Linked DNA regions of Mus musculus: region 1 is linked to region 2. A link is a loop called in an ENCODE intact Hi-C map of the cell type or tissue named here. Cell type or tissue: left cerebral cortex. All regions are shown on one strand.

Region 1 (8,000 bases), 100 kb after region 2:
TGAGACCAGCTCTCTCCTGGTGGGTCCTGTATACAGAGGGCTGTGGAAGAGCATTAGCTTCAGGGTGCAGATGGCAATGGGAAGGCTTAATCAGCTATTAAAAACAACTACTTGATGAAATTAGCAGAAAAGTGGATGAATCTAGAAAATATCATCCTGAGTGAGGTAAATCACTAACAAAAGAACACACATGGTACATACTCACTGATGAGTAGATATTAGGCAAAGAGCATGGAATAGACTCACAGACCACAGGAAAATCAAGAAGAAGAAAGACCAAAGAATGGTTGCCTCAGTCCTACTTAGAAGGGGGGACAAAATAATAAAGGGAAGGAGAGGTTGGGAGGGAATTGAGAGAAAGAGAAGATGGGGAGGGGGGATAGAGGTGAAGAATCAGGTATGGGAAGAAATTGAGGAGATGTACAGAGAGACAGAAGATTGAACAGAGTTATATAGCAATAGGGGAGAGGAGAGTGGGTGTAGCAACCAAAAGGTTCTAGATGCCAGGAAAGTAAGAGGTTCCAGGACTTCACAGGGATGACATTAACTGAAATACCCTACAAAGGGGAGGGAGAACCTGTCAAAACCATATCTAGAGGTTAGGCATGCCCCCCCTAGTTGAGGGATGGGGCCACCCACCCATATAAAAATTTTTAACCCGGAATTGTTCCTGTCTAATGGAAATACAGGGACAAGAGTACAGCAGGGATTGAAGGAAAGGATATCCAGAGACTACCCAACCTGGGGATCCATCCCACATGCAAACACCAAACCCAAGCACTATTGCTGATGCCAGGAAGTTCTTGCTGACAGGAGACTGACACAGCTGTCTCCTCAGAGGCTCTGCCAGATCCTGACAAATACAGATGTGGATGCTCACAGCCGACCATCCAAATGAGCATATCGACTGTAATGGAGGAGTTAGGGAAAAGACTGAAGGAGCTGAAGGGGTCTTACCTGGCATAATGGGAGGGGAGACCTTTGGACCTGTGAAAACTTAATGCCCCACTGTAGAGGAATGCTAAGGCAGTGAGGCAGGAGTGGGTAGGTTGTTGGAGGAACACCCTCAAAGCAGGGTAAGGGGAGAATGGGATAGAGGGTTTAGAGAGGGGAAACCTGGAAAGTAGATAACGTTTGAAATGTAAATAAAATAAAATATCAATTTAAAAAAAAGAACTTAGCTGGTGCTACTCAAAAGAAGAAATAGAAATAGCAAGTAAATATTTTTTTAAAAGAGTTAAACTTTCTTATCTATCAAGGAAGTAAAAATTAAAACTACTTTGAGGTTTAATTTAAAAAAAACAAAACAAACAAAAAACAAAAAAAAAACCAACAAAAAAAAAGCAAGAATTGAACCATGACTCTGTGTTAAGCCCTATAGAATTCTTAAGCCTGACATGTACAAATATATGAGCCAAGTGTTATTCCACCATCAGGATTTAAGGACAGAAGATTTCCTTTCATGGTGAGAGGGCCGTTCTGCTGCACTGAAGGAAAAGTACCAATATAAATGAATAGAAAGCTAAGTTAGAAGTTAATTTTAAAAAGAGAGAGAGAGAGAGAGAGAAAAGATGTTATAAATAATAATATGTATTAGCAGGACTATGAGCAAAAATAGATGAAAATGTGGGTTTGGAGCTGGGCAGAAGATTTGGTCATCTGTGTAACCCAACTTATGTGTCCTAGAGAGCTGCAATCTCAAGATCCTCCTGTCTCAGCTTGTTACATGTTTGGAATACTAGAGTGCATCTTCATACCTAGCAGAAGTGCAGTTCTTGATGCTATATACAAGGCAAGGCAAGAGCATCAAGAGCTATGGGGGCAGCTCATAGAATCAGTAGAATAACATCAGAAATATTTATTATTGTCTTCCACCAACAATAACCAGCCTTAAGGTAATAATTATAAGATATGGGGATATTTAAAATGTATGGCCCTTGGCATGGATAATATATATTGCATAATATAGAGGTAGTTTTTATTCTGGGCATAAATGAGAAATATCGCCCAACTTCCCACGTTATAACAGGTCAACATTCTAATTTTGAATACAAAAATCAACTAAAATTAAGCATACCTCAAAAAGGAAGGTAAAATATGAAGAAGAACTTAATATCATGGATTGTGTGTTTGTTTTGCCCTGTTTATCTCATCTTTGAACTGTAGCTGATTCAGTACAGTGAATGTGCATAATGAAACAAAAGGATCCATCTCTAGATTGCAGAGACCTGAAAAAAGGAATAGTGTGCGTAAGCTAAAGACGAGAAAATTGCCAATCTTTCCTTCATCCTCCCTCTTAGATCACTCCTTTCTTTCTCATTCTTTCTCCTTTCCTCTTCACTGGTCCTTCTTTTCCTCTTCTTCCTTCTTGCCTTCCTCCTTTCTTCCTATTCTTCAGATTTAAGTGCTTCTTACTGTTCCTTCTTATCATAAGTTGTAAGTATCATAACGATGCTTACAACTTTATTTTGTTGCTTAATTAAAATACTACAGTGTCACATCACATCTTAAAATCTTGCTAGGAATCCATCCTTCTGACTAATTAAACCTAGAAAGGAGGCAGCAATCTGAGGATATGAAGAAATATTCACTTCTTTTTCTATTTATCTGTTCATCTATCTGTCTATCTTACAAATTCTTGGGAAAAGAATAGTGAATTATATTCATTAGCTTTTTATCGCCATGACAAAACAAAAGATATCTCTCTTTTAATAATCTTGGATGTTTTCAAAAATGAAGTATCTGGACACATCTTCTTTACATGTTTCTTTTCTTCATTTTTGAACTCCTACATTTCTTGCAGTATTATTTCTGTTCAGTAAAAAAGCATTCCTCTCACTGGTTTACCTGAAGACAATCGGCTGACAGGGTTGCTCTGTGGGCAAAGTGCTTATCACATAGATGTGAGGACCTGGCTCACATCCCAGGTACCCACAAAAAGTCATATGTAGCACCAGCATGGACTGTATTTCGAGTAATGTTGTGGCAAGATGATAGATGAAAGGAAACAAGAGAATCCCCACAAGAGTCTAGCCTAAAAAGCATTTCATCTGTTCCTTGCTTCAGATCTACACTCAAACTTGTCTTCTGATCTTGACCAACATACCATGGCCAGAGAAGTTGCCTTCAAATATGAACATGAACAAATATACAAGCATAAAAAGACACATCATACACACAATTCTAAAACATGGATCTAAAAAAATAAGGTAGCATGCCAAGAATTATGTTACTTTTCTTCATTGAATCATTTTTCTCTATTCCCTTTCAGATAATGCTTTAATTTGAGTGTGTAAAAATTGAGAGATAAAGTTCTTGAAATAACTTACATTCTCTATATAATTCAGCCACAAAGCACTACCCTGCCTCACACCTCAAAAAGGCTAGAGGGTAAATATTTAATAGAGTAGACTACAAGGAAAACCTGGGTGGTGTGGTACAAACTTTTAATGCCAGCACTCAAGAGGCAGATACAAGAGGATCTGGTCTACAGTGTGAGCTACAGGACAACCAAGAATAGATAGAGAAATCGTGTCTCAAAAAAGACCTGTATTTAGAAGGGTCCTTTAAGACACATGTGATGCTCTAGTACGTTTTCTGCTGAAACCAACTCCCTGTGGGTGAAAGAGGAGCAGGTGCCCTTTGACCAACAGTATACACTCTGCTGAGCTGATTTGCATATGGAGTCATTATACAACATCCCAGAATTCTTTAAGGGCAGCTGCCAGGAAGCTAAGAAGCATCCTCTCTTCTAGCTCTCAGAGATGGAGACAGACACACTCCTGCTATGGGTGCTGCTGCTCTGGGTTCCAGGTGAGGGTACAGATAAGTGTTATGAGCAACCTCTGTGGCCATTATGATGCTCCATGCCTCTCTGTTCTTGATCACTATAATTAGGGCATTTGTCACTGGTTTTAAGTTTCCCCAGTCCCCTGAATTTTCCATTTTCTCAGAGTGATGTCCAAAATTATTCTTAAAAATTTAAATGAAAAGGTCCTCTGCTGTGAAGGCTTTTAAAGATATATAAAAATAATCTTTGTGTTTATCATTCCAGGTTCCACTGGTGACATTGTGCTGACACAGTCTCCTGCTTCCTTAGCTGTATCTCTGGGGCAGAGGGCCACCATCTCATGCAGGGCCAGCCAAAGTGTCAGTACATCTAGCTATAGTTATATGCACTGGTACCAACAGAAACCAGGACAGCCACCCAAACTCCTCATCAAGTATGCATCCAACCTAGAATCTGGGGTCCCTGCCAGGTTCAGTGGCAGTGGGTCTGGGACAGACTTCACCCTCAACATCCATCCTGTGGAGGAGGAGGATACTGCAACATATTACTGTCAGCACAGTTGGGAGATTCCTCCCACAGTGCTCCAGGGCTGAACAAAAACCTCCTGGGGTTGCAGCTCACTGAGGCTCAGTCTCTCAGTTCTCTCTTACTCTCTAACATCTCAAAACAGAGCTATAGGCTTGTTTGGAAAAATATCTCAAACAATGATACAAGTCTTATGAACAGATATGTATGTGTGTCCCATCCTTCATGCTTTCTAATTTAATTATTTCCCAACAAAATATATGATTGTTTTAAATGTTTTTGTCATTTAAATTTTTATTAACACATATTTATGTTTGGATAATTTTCCCTCTCCCCTTACTCTCTGACCACATTTCTGTCTATTCCCAACATCCTCAGCATCCTCCATTGACTTTCCAGTCACTGAGGATTTACTGTCTCTTATTTATAATTCTGCAGATAGAAAGGGTTAAGAAATACAAATTATATCACTGAAAAATAGTGTTAATCTAAGATACTTACTGTGTTATGTTTGTGTGTGTATGTTTGTGTGTGTGTGTGTATGTGTATGTGGGAGTGTGTTTGTGTATGGTGTGGGAGTGTGTGTGTGTGTGTGTGTGTGTGTGTGTGTGTGTGTGTGTGTGTGTGTATGTGTCTATGAAAGGATAACCTGAAGAATTTAGTTCTTTCTTTCCACCAGGTCCAGTCTGGGAACCACACTCACGTCATCAGTCTTCTGTGAGCGTGCTTCCTGGGACAGGGTGAGCAACGGAGCAACCGTGCCAGCCTTGGGTACTATTTCTTTTCCTTTAATCATTTATTTTCATTTTAAATTGTGTATATGGGGGAGGGGTGCAAGTGTGAGTGCTCATAGAAGTCAGAAGAGGGCATCAGATACCAGGGAGCCTGAGATACAGGAGGTTTTGAGGTAGTTGATGTGAGCTGGAAAACAAACTGGGGAATTCTGCAAGAACAAGTAGTGCTCTGAACTGCTAACTCATTTATTCACCTCTGATCTGCCATCTATAAGGTACTCCTTTAGATTTAGTAACCCCTTTTTCCCTAAAGCAATGGAAGACTTGATGGAAGCATAGTTGTCCTTCATTTAAGTTAAAAAGAGCATTGAGTAGTCAAGTTTGTCAGTTAATCTTTAAGATACAGGCTGACATTCTCATGCCAGTGTGTTTATTCTCCAATTGCATTTATTTGCTTGCCCTCACAAACAGCCTACTATAGTTTCTTAGAAACATAGGCTATGCTACAGTTATTTCCTTAATTTGTTCCACTATCTCTGTGTCCATCTCCAAATTAAGTTTTAATATCAGATTTATTGATTTTCCTTTTCTCTTGATCAAATATTTTTCATTTTTAAGTTTCTATATTTGTGTTCAATGTCTTCCTACCCTTTTCTTTTGTTCTTTTCTATCTTTCTTTCTTTCTTTGTCTTTTGTGTATGGTGTATGAAATATGTGAGTGAATATAACAAAGAACAACACGGTGTTGGTCCTCAAATTCCACATTGTTTGAGATAAGGTGTCATCAGGGAACATTCCATACATGGTATCCAGGGGAAGAGAGGACTTAATGGATACCTTCCTTCTCTTTGCAGTGATGCAATGAGCTCTCATCAACTTGGACCTTTCTAAAGTGCTAAATAGTCCTTGGATCTATATCCCTAATGGAGAAGTGCTTTTTTCCTATACTATCGTTTTCTGTGCGAATAGACTAGAAAAGAGAGAAAATGGCCTCCTAAGAGAAGTACTAATTATAATACTACCATCCAACTAGAACGATCCAGCCATGAGCTGGAAAATGATCTCAGACCCCCTCTATGTAAATATGTTTTGCTTTCCTGGGAGAGTTAATTCTCTATGGACAGTCACTGTTACATGGAATCTACCCTTCTAGCCTCCTCCAGTACTGCATCTGTGCTGCTCAATGCTTCTCTGAGAGAAGCATATGTGGGATCTTCTGTTTGCCCCCTGCAAGTGACCCAGCCCACTATCTCCAGGTTCATTCTGAGGGTCACCTCCTCTAATCAACCACCTACAAGTGGTCCTCAACTCCTTTACTTTCCACTTCAGGGAAATGTCAAGTGAACTTTTGCTCTCCAGAATGTAAATCCCCTTAAATTTCAAAACTTAAATCGAATTAAATCTGATTTAGAGATTTTCAGTTGACCCTGACCAATATACTGAAGCTTTCCAAAACCGCACCCTGTTAATGAATATAAACTACAAGAAGATAATGTTAGTCCTATGTCAGACAAATATAAGTCCAGGAAAACAAGTAGTTTCTAGGATGCTTAATCTCATGCTGATGACCTTCTTGTATCCTATGGTCCAGCTTGCCAGTTCTTTTGTGAAGGGGAAAGAGAACCCACAGTAAAGGAGGTCAGTTCCTCAGAAATCCTTTAATGGGTCCATGACAGTATTTTCTTGGAACAGCAAGATAAATATTTTCAAGCTTATATTCTAAAGGGATTAACAAGGGCCAAGATCAAATCTAATCTACCCCAAATTGTTTTCTAAAGGTCGAAGCCTTGGGCGAAAACACTCTGGCTTCTTTAAAAAACACAGAGGCACATTAATGCACCACTCATCTCTCTCTATGGAGTCTGTAAAAGGGAAACTAATTTAAACAAATACATTTATAAACAAATAAACCCAGATATTAGAAGGAAGGTATATGAACTAGCCCTTGGACTAATACATACCTTAAATAATCTCCTGAAGACTGACATTTCAGTCTTTTATAATGGATCTCTGAAGAATGCACAACAAAAAAGAACAGAATAAGGTGACAGCCTGGCAGTGACCTCACAATCATGAAGGCCTAAGGATTTCTAAATAGCCTTACAGATTACCTGCTATATTTGATGACAGTCAAGAAATTAAAAGAAAGAGTGCCCTTGCAAGCAAAGGAAACTGCCATTACCCATGCACTGTGATAGAGGGAACACTCGAACTAGACTATCTTTGGTAGCAGAATTTTCTGCATCATGACCCCTCCCCACAAATGATCCAACAGCACTGTTAATTTCTTAAGCTGTGAGCTCTCGGTGCTTAGACACCGTGATCATCCAGGAGCTGCATATGATTCTGAGCACTGAGGGGAAGGAGGTGAACCTCCTTCTAAATTCTGAAACTGGGTATTCAATTATTTTTCATAATCTGGTTCTCAACTCCTCTCTTAGTATACCATGAGTCATCACAGAAAAGCTTTTACTTTCATATATCTCCCAACCTCTGTTCTTCATAGTAAAACATTTACTCTTCTATCATAACTACTTAATGAAACCAAGCATGACAGCTCCTCTGCTAGAAAGAGACATTCTGGCCAAAATCCATCCCACTAGTCTTGTGGATGCATAGCAGGCTATTTGCTTGTCCCTCGTTGAAGAACTAATAATCCAGGTCTTTCAATGACACAGAGAAAAAATTTCCAATGCCTCCATTAACATCCCAGTCAATGTTCATCTCAAGAACCCCATTTCATTCCCTCATCAAAGACAGTATGCTCTAAAATTGTAATCTTAGAAGGAATGAGAAATCAAAATAGATGACTTGAAGTCACAGAGTCTCAAAGTTCCTGTAACATCCCAATGCTGGAGTTCAAAAGACTAAAGAATAGTGGAGATTAGTAAGGGCCTCCTCCTCATTAGCTAGGCCATAGTTCCTACCTACCTGGGAGCCCCCAACTCCTT
Region 2 (8,000 bases):
TCTTCAACAAAATAATAGATGAAAACTTCCCAAACCTAAAGAAAGAGAAGCCCATGATCATACAAGAAGCCTACAGAACACCAAATAGACTGGACCAGAAAAGAAATTCCTCCCGACACATAATAATCAGAACAACAAATGCACTAAATAAAGATAGAATATTAAAAGCAGTAAGGGAGAAAGGTCAAGTAACATATAAAGGCAGGCCTATCAGAATTACACCAGATTTTTCACCAGAGACTATGAAAGCCAGAAGATCCTGGACAGATGCTATACAGACACTAAGGGAACACAAATGCCAGCCCAGGCTACTATACCCGGCCACATCTCAATTACCATAAATGGAGAAACCAAATTATTCCAAGACAAAACCAAATTCACACATTATCTTTCCACGAATCCAGCCCTTCAAAGAATAATAACAGAAAAAAAAAATACAAGGACGGAAATCACGCCCTAGAAAAAACAAGAAAGTAATTCCTCAACAAACCAAAAAGAAGACTGCCACAAGAACAGAATGCCAACTCTTAACAAGAAAAATAAAAGGAAGCAACAATTACTTTTCCTTAATATCTCTTAATATCAATGAACTCAATTCCCCAAAAAAAGACATAGATTAACAGACTAGCTACACAAACAGGACCCAACATTCTGCTGCTTACAGGAAACACATCTCAGGGAATAAGACAGACACTACCTCAGAGTGAAAGGCTGGAAAACAATTTTCCAAGCAAATGGTCAGAAGAAACAAGCTGGAGTAGCCATTCTGATATCGAATAAAATCGACTTCCAACCCAAAGTTATCAGGAGGGACACTTCATACTCATCAAAGATAAAATCCTCCAAGAGGAACTTGCATTTCTGAATATCTATGCTCCAAATGCAAGGGCAGCCACATTCATAAAAGACACTTTAGTAAAGCTCAAAGCACACATTGCACCTCACACAATAATAGTGGGAGACTTCAACACACCACTTTCATCAATGGACAGATCGTGGAAACAGAAACTAAACAGGGACACAGTGAAACTAACAGAAGTTATGAAACAAATGGACTTAACAGATATCTACAGAACATTTTATCCTAAAACAAAAGGATATACCTTCTTCTCAGAACCTCACGGGACCTTCTCCAAAATTGACCATATAATTGGTCACAAAACAGGCCTCAACAGATACAAAAATATTGAAATTGTCCCATGCATACTATCAGACCACATTGGATAAAGGCTGATCTTCAATAACAACATAAATAATAAAAAGCCAACATTCACGTGGAAACTGAATAACACTCTTCTCAATGATACCTTGGTCAAGGAAGGAATAAAGGAAGAAATTAAAGACTTTTTAGAGTTTAGTGAAAATGAAGCCACAACATACCCAAACCTATGGGACACAATGAAAGCATTTCTAAGAGGGAAACTCATAGCTCTGAGTGCCTCCAAAAAGAAACCAGAGAGAGCACACACTAGCAGCTTCACAACACACCTAAAAGCTCTAGGAAAAAAAAAGGAAGAAAATTCACCCAAGAGGAGTAGACAGCAGGAAATAATCAAACTCAGGGGTGAAATCAAGCAAGTGGAAACAAGAAGAACTATTCAAATAATTAACCAAACGAGGAGTTGGTTCTTTGAGAAAATCAACAAGATAGATAAACCCTTAGCTAGACTCACTAGAGGGCACAGGGACAACAACCTAATTAACAAAATCAGAAATGAAAAGGGAGACATAACAGCAGATCCTGAAGAAATCCAAAACACCATCAGTTCCTTCTACAAAAGGCTATACTCAACAAAACTGGAAAACCTGGTTGGAATGGACAAATTTTAGATAGATACCAGGTACAAAAGTTAAATCAGGATCAAGTTAACGATCTAAACAGTCCCATATCCCCTAAAGAAATACAAGCAGTCATTAATAGTATCCCACCCAAAAAAAGCCCAGGACCAGATGGGTTTAGTGCAGAGTTCTACCAGGCCTTCAAATAAGATCAAATTTCAGTACTGCACAAACTATTCCACAAAATAGAAGTAGAAGGAACTCTACCCAACTCATTCTACAAACCCACAATTACTCTTATACCTAAACCACAAAAAGGTCCAACAAAGATAGAGAACTTCAGACTATTTTCCCTTATTAATATTGATGCAAAAATGCTCAATAAAATTCTCGCTAACCGAATCCAAGAACACATTAAAGCAATCATCCATCCTGACCAAGTAGGTTTTATTCCAGGGATGCAGTGATGGTTTAATATACTGAAATCCATCAATGTAATCCAATATATAAACAAACCCAAAGACAAAAACCACATGATCATCTCGTTAGATGCGGAAAAAGCATTCGACAAGATCCAACACCCATTCGTGATAAAAGTCTTCGAAAGATCAGGAATTCAAGGCCCATACCTAAACATGATAAAAGCAATCTACAGCAAACCAGGAGCCAACATCAAAATAAATGGTGAGAAGCTTGAAGCAATCCCACTAAAATCAGGGACTAGACAAGGCAGTCCACTCTCTCCATACCTATTCAACATTGTACTTGAATTCCTAGCCAGAGCAATTTGACAACAAAAGGAGATCAAGGGGATACAAATTGGAAAAGATGAAGTCAAAATATCACTTTTTGCAGATGATATGATAGTATATATAAGTGACCCTAAAAATTCCACCTGAGAACTCCTAAACCTAATAAAAGCTTCAGTGAAGTAGCTGGATATAAAATTAACTCAAACAAGTCAATGGCCTTTCTCTACACAAAGAATAAACAGGCTGAGAAAGAAATTAGGGAAACAACACCCTTCTCAATAGTCACAAATAATATAAAATATCTTGGCGTGACTCTAACTAAGGAATTGAAAGATCTGTATAATAAAAACTTCAAGTCTCTGAAGAAAAAAATTAAAGAAGATCTCAGAAGATGGAAAGATCTCCCATGCTCATGGATTGGCAGGATCAACATTGTAAAAATGGCTATCTTGCCAAAAGCAATCTACAGATTCAATGCAATCCCCATCAAAATTCCAACTCAATTCTTCAATGATTTAGTATGAGAAATCTGCAAATTCATCTGGAATAACAAAAAGCCTAGGATAGCAAAAACTCTTCTCAAAGATAAAAGAACCTCTGGAGGAATCACCATGCCTGATCTAAAGCTTTACTACAGAGCAATTGTGATAAAAAACTGCATGGTACTGGTATACTGACAGACAAGTAGACCAATGGAATAGAAGTGAAGACCCAGAAATGAACCCACACACCTATGATCACTTGACCTTGACAAGGGAGCTAAAACCATCCAGTGGAGGAAAGACAGCATTTTCAACAATTGGTGCTGGCACTACTGGTTGTTATCATGTAGAAGAATGTGAATTGATCCATTCCTATCTCCTTGTACTAAGGTCAAATCTAAGTGGATCAAGGAACTTCACATAAAACCAGAGACACTGAAACTTATAGAGGAGAAAGTAGGGAAAAGCCTCGAAGATATGGGTACAGGGGAAAAATTCCTGAATAGAACAGCAATGGCTTGTGCTGTAAGATCAAGAATTGATAAATGAGACCTCATAAAATTGCAAAGCTTCTGCAAAGGAAAAGACACCGTCAATAAGACAAAAAGGCCACCAACAGATTGGAAAAGGATCTTTTCCTATCCCAAATCAGATAGGGGACTAATATCCAATATATATAAAGAATTCAAGAAGGTGGACTCCAGAAAATCAAATAACCCCATTAAAAAATGGGGCTCAGAGCTAAACAAAGAATTCTCACCTGAGGAATACCGAATGGCAGAGAAGCACCTAAAAAAATGTTCAACATCCTTAATCATCAGGGAAATGCAAATCAAAACAACACCTAGATTCCACTTCACTCCAGTCAGAATGGCTAAGATCAAAAACTCAGGTGACAGCAGATGTTGGCGAGGATGTGGAGAAAGGGGAACACTCCTCCATTTTTGGTGGGATTGCAAGCTTGTACAACCACTCTGGAAATCAGTCTGGCGGTTCCTCAGAAAATTGGACATAGTACTACTGGAGGATCCCGCAATACCTCTCCTGGGCATATATCCAGAAGATGTCCCAACCGGTAAGAAGAACACATGCTCCACTATGTTCATAGCAGCCTTGTTTATAATAGCCAGAAGCTGGAACGAACCCAGATGCCCCTCAACAAAGGAATGGATACAGAAAATGTGGTACATTTACAAAATGGAATACTACTCAGCTATTAAAAAAATGAATTTATGAAATTCCTAGGCAAATGGATGGACCTGGAGGGTATCATCCTGAGTGAAGTAACCCAATCACAAAGGAACTCACACAATATGTATTCACTGATAAGTGGATATTAGCCCAGAAACTTAGGATACCCAAGATATAAGATACAACTTGCCAAACACATGAAATTCAAGAAGAACGAAGACCAAAGTGTGGACACTTTACCCTTTCTTAGAATTGGGAACAAAACACCCATGGAAGAATTTACAGAGACAAAATTTGGAGCTGTGACGAAAGGATGGACCATCTAGTGATTACCATATGCAGGGATCCATCCCATAATCAGCTTCCAAATGCTGACACCATTGCATACACTAGCAAGATTTTGCTGAAAGGACCCAGATATAGCTCTCTCTTGTGAGACTATGCCGGGGCCTAGCAAACACAGAAGTGGATGATCACAGTCAGCTATTGGATGGGTCACACGGCCCCCAATGGAGGAGCTAGAGAAATTACCCAAGGAGCTAAAGGGAACTGCAACTCTATAGGTGGAACAACATTATGAACTAACCAGTACCCCGGAGCTCTTGACTGTAGCTGCATATGTATCAAAAGATGGCTTAGTCAGCCATCACTGGAAAGAGAGGCCCATTGGACTTGCAAACTTTATATGCCCAAGTACAGTGGAACGCCAGGGCCAAAAAAATGGGAATGGGTGGTTAGGGAAGTGGGGGGGGTTGTGGGGGGGACTTTTGGGATGGCATTGGAAATGTAATGTAATAACAAAAAAAGGAGTCCCTTCCTGGGATTTATGTTTGTACTTTTTCCATTTGTGTGTTCCAAGGGAGTCCAAGTCCTATATTTTCTTTTTTGCAAGATGTCATCTTTTTGAAGTGAACAAAATTTTAGTCAAGATCTCTAAAGAAATTAAGTGAGTAACATAAACTGATTTTTAACCAATTGGACCCACAATTAAAGCTCTCGATTTTGCCAACTTTCTCCTCAATGTGTGTGTGTGTGTGTGTGTGTGTGTGTGTGTGTGTGTGTGTGTGTGTGTGCAAGAGAGAGAATATTTAAGAATGAAATTAAGCCCATATCTATCACCTTCCACAAAACTAACTTCAAATAGATCAAAGACTGAAAACTGAAAAACTGAAACTTCTACAGCAAAGCAAAGGCAGTACTCTAAGTGATATAAGTGTAGAAAGGACTTCTGAATAAGACTTCAGTTGTCCAAAAGTTAAAGTCAGCTATTAACTAGTGAAACATCATGAAATTAAAAATTCCCAAGATTGCTAAAGATAACATAGTCAGGATGAGAAGAAACCCACAGAGAAGGAGAGAATTTTTGCCAGGTAAATGTCTAACAGAGGACTAAAATCCAGAACAAAGCGCTCAATAAAAAAAAAAAAAAAAAAAAAAAAAAAGTAAAAGAATATAACAAACAAACCCAAATAGCTCATTCCAAAAATTGGCTTGTTATCTGAAGCGTCCTCAAAACTAGAGATAACAATGGGTAAGAGATATCTTTAAGCTTTATTCCCAGAGATTAGAAAAATGTAAGTTAAAAACAACTTTGAGATTTCATCTTGCCCCAGTTAGAGTGGCAAAGATCAAGGAAACAACTAACCTCAAATGATATGGGGAAAGGGGACCCTCATCCACTGGTGGGAGGGTTGGAAACTAGTCTAGGCACTCTGTAAATCAATGTGGAAAACCACATAAAACTATGAAATAAATCTATCATAATCTATCATATGACCCTGCCATTACATTCTTTCCATAAGCCTAAAGGAATCTACCAACCCCCTGTTCCACATAAAGTTCATTGAAAACAACCAAAATGTACTTTAACAGACAAATGGATAATTTTGCCCATAGACACTATGAAATATTATTATTATTCAGTCATAAAAAATAATATTTGAAGGTAATTGAAGGAACTAGTAAAGGTCATATTGAGTGAGGTAACCCACAACCAGAAAGACAAACAGCACATATTCTCTCATCAGAAACTCCTAGTTCCAAATCCACATTCAAGTATATAACCTAGAGTAACTGAAGAAACTATGAAGGTAAAAATCGGATGGCTGGAGATATGGCTTAGTGGTTAAGAACACTAAGAGAACTAACAGGTCTTGTAGAGGTCCTAAGTTCAATTCCCAGCAAACACAACCATCTATGATGTAATTCTTTGCCCTTTTCTGATATGCAGGCTTACATGCAAATATAACACTCAAACAATTAAATAAATACATCTCTGGGAAAAGGAAACAATAGGTAGGAGAAGTTAAGTGATTCAAGGTGAAAATTAGGTATTTTAACTAGGTGTAGAGTGAGAAATATAGAAGGAAAACAGAGAAGAAAATAACAGAAAGGGTGTCTGGAAAAGTCCTAAGAAGGCATGTTTAACTACCTATAAAACCTATATGTCTGTACTTGTGTGTGTGTGTGTGTGTGTGTGTATGTGTGTGTGTGTGTGTGTGTGTGTATTAATATATATTAGTTTAAATTAAATTTTCTTTTTTATTTTTTAAATAATTATTATATATTTTCTTTATTTACATTTTAAATGTTATCCCCTTTCCTAGTTTCCATTCAGAAAATCCCCTATCCCCTCCCCCTCCCCCTGCTCCCCAACCAACCCACTCCCATTCCTCATCCTGTCATTTCACTACACTGGGGCATAGAACCTTCACAGGACTGAGGGCCTCTCCTCCCATTGATGACAGACTAGGCCATCCTCTGCTACATATATAGCTAGAGCCAGAAGTTCCACCATGTGTTTTCTTTGATTGGTGGTTTACTTCCAAGGAGCTCTGGGGGTACTGATTAGTTTATACTGAAGTTCCTCCTATGGTGCTTCAAACACTTCAGCTCCTTGAGTACTTTCTCTAGCTCCTTCATTGGGAACCCTGTGCTCCATCCAATGGATGATTGTAACCATCCACTTCTGTATTTCCCAGGCACTGGCAGAGCCCTTCAGGAGACAGCTATATCAGGCTCCTGTCAGCAAGCACTTATTGGCATCTGCCATAGTGTCTGGGTTTGGTGGTTGTTTATGGGATGGATCCCCAAGTGGGGCAGTTTCAGGATGGTTGTTCCTTCAGTCTATGCTCTGAACTGTGTCTATTTAACATCTTCCATGGATATTTGGTTCCCCCCTTCTAAGAAGAATTCTGAGCTTCTGGGCTAATATCCACTTATCAGTGAGAGCATATCATATGTGCTCTTTTGAGAAAAGGAAAGAAAGAAGGCACTGGCACAGACAACACTCACATGGGATGAAGCAGAAATGTCTGCACCACCTTTTATTATTACTTTCAGCTTTTTATGTTTCTAGACAAAAAGTCCTCTATGTAAGAAAGAATTATCTCATAGCTAAAATGTTACACAGAGGACTTAACAGAACAATATCAAAAATCAAGAATCAATAACAAGTTCAAGGCAGGGTTTCATTCTATAACCTCATTATAAATTCAAAGCAAGAGTTTTTTGCATGGCCTTGCCTTATCATAGTGCACACCTGTGACTATATACTTGGAGAGGAATGTTTTTTCCTTGAACACAAATTTGTCCCAAGCCTATATCACTTTTTAGTTTTAATTTATGAAAGCTCGTTGTATTTCTTATTATGCAGTGTTTACTTACTCTTTTAAGAGGAATGGGCACATTTTACTCTTGATTCTAACTGTATATATTTCTGGCAAAACAACTAAAACCATCTCTCACAACTAACTTCCTAAAATTATTTGAATCAATTCTGGAATACTATAAAATC

The links. A loop is a pair of places that touch in the nucleus more often than their neighbours do. Peaks named below come from ENCODE experiments on the same cell type or tissue, not always from the same donor. Only the 100,000 strongest peaks of a DNase experiment are listed, where the experiment ranks them.
Region 1: it touches region 2 in a loop (2.5-fold over the local background); 10 of 42 quality-filtered maps call a loop at or near these places.

What each region holds. Positions count from the first base shown.
Region 1 is chr6:70,603,673-70,611,672 of GRCm38, forward strand. It overlaps Igk and Igkv3-7. Among named protein-coding and RNA genes, the nearest start is that of Gm46961, 110 kb to the right of the region's middle. In left cerebral cortex, no CTCF peak of the experiment used is centred here; a DNase peak (open chromatin) is centred at 4,277.
Region 2 is chr6:70,501,424-70,509,423 of GRCm38, forward strand. It overlaps Igk. Among named protein-coding and RNA genes, the nearest start is that of Gm46961, 210 kb to the right of the region's middle. In left cerebral cortex, no CTCF peak of the experiment used is centred here; no DNase peak of the experiment used is centred here.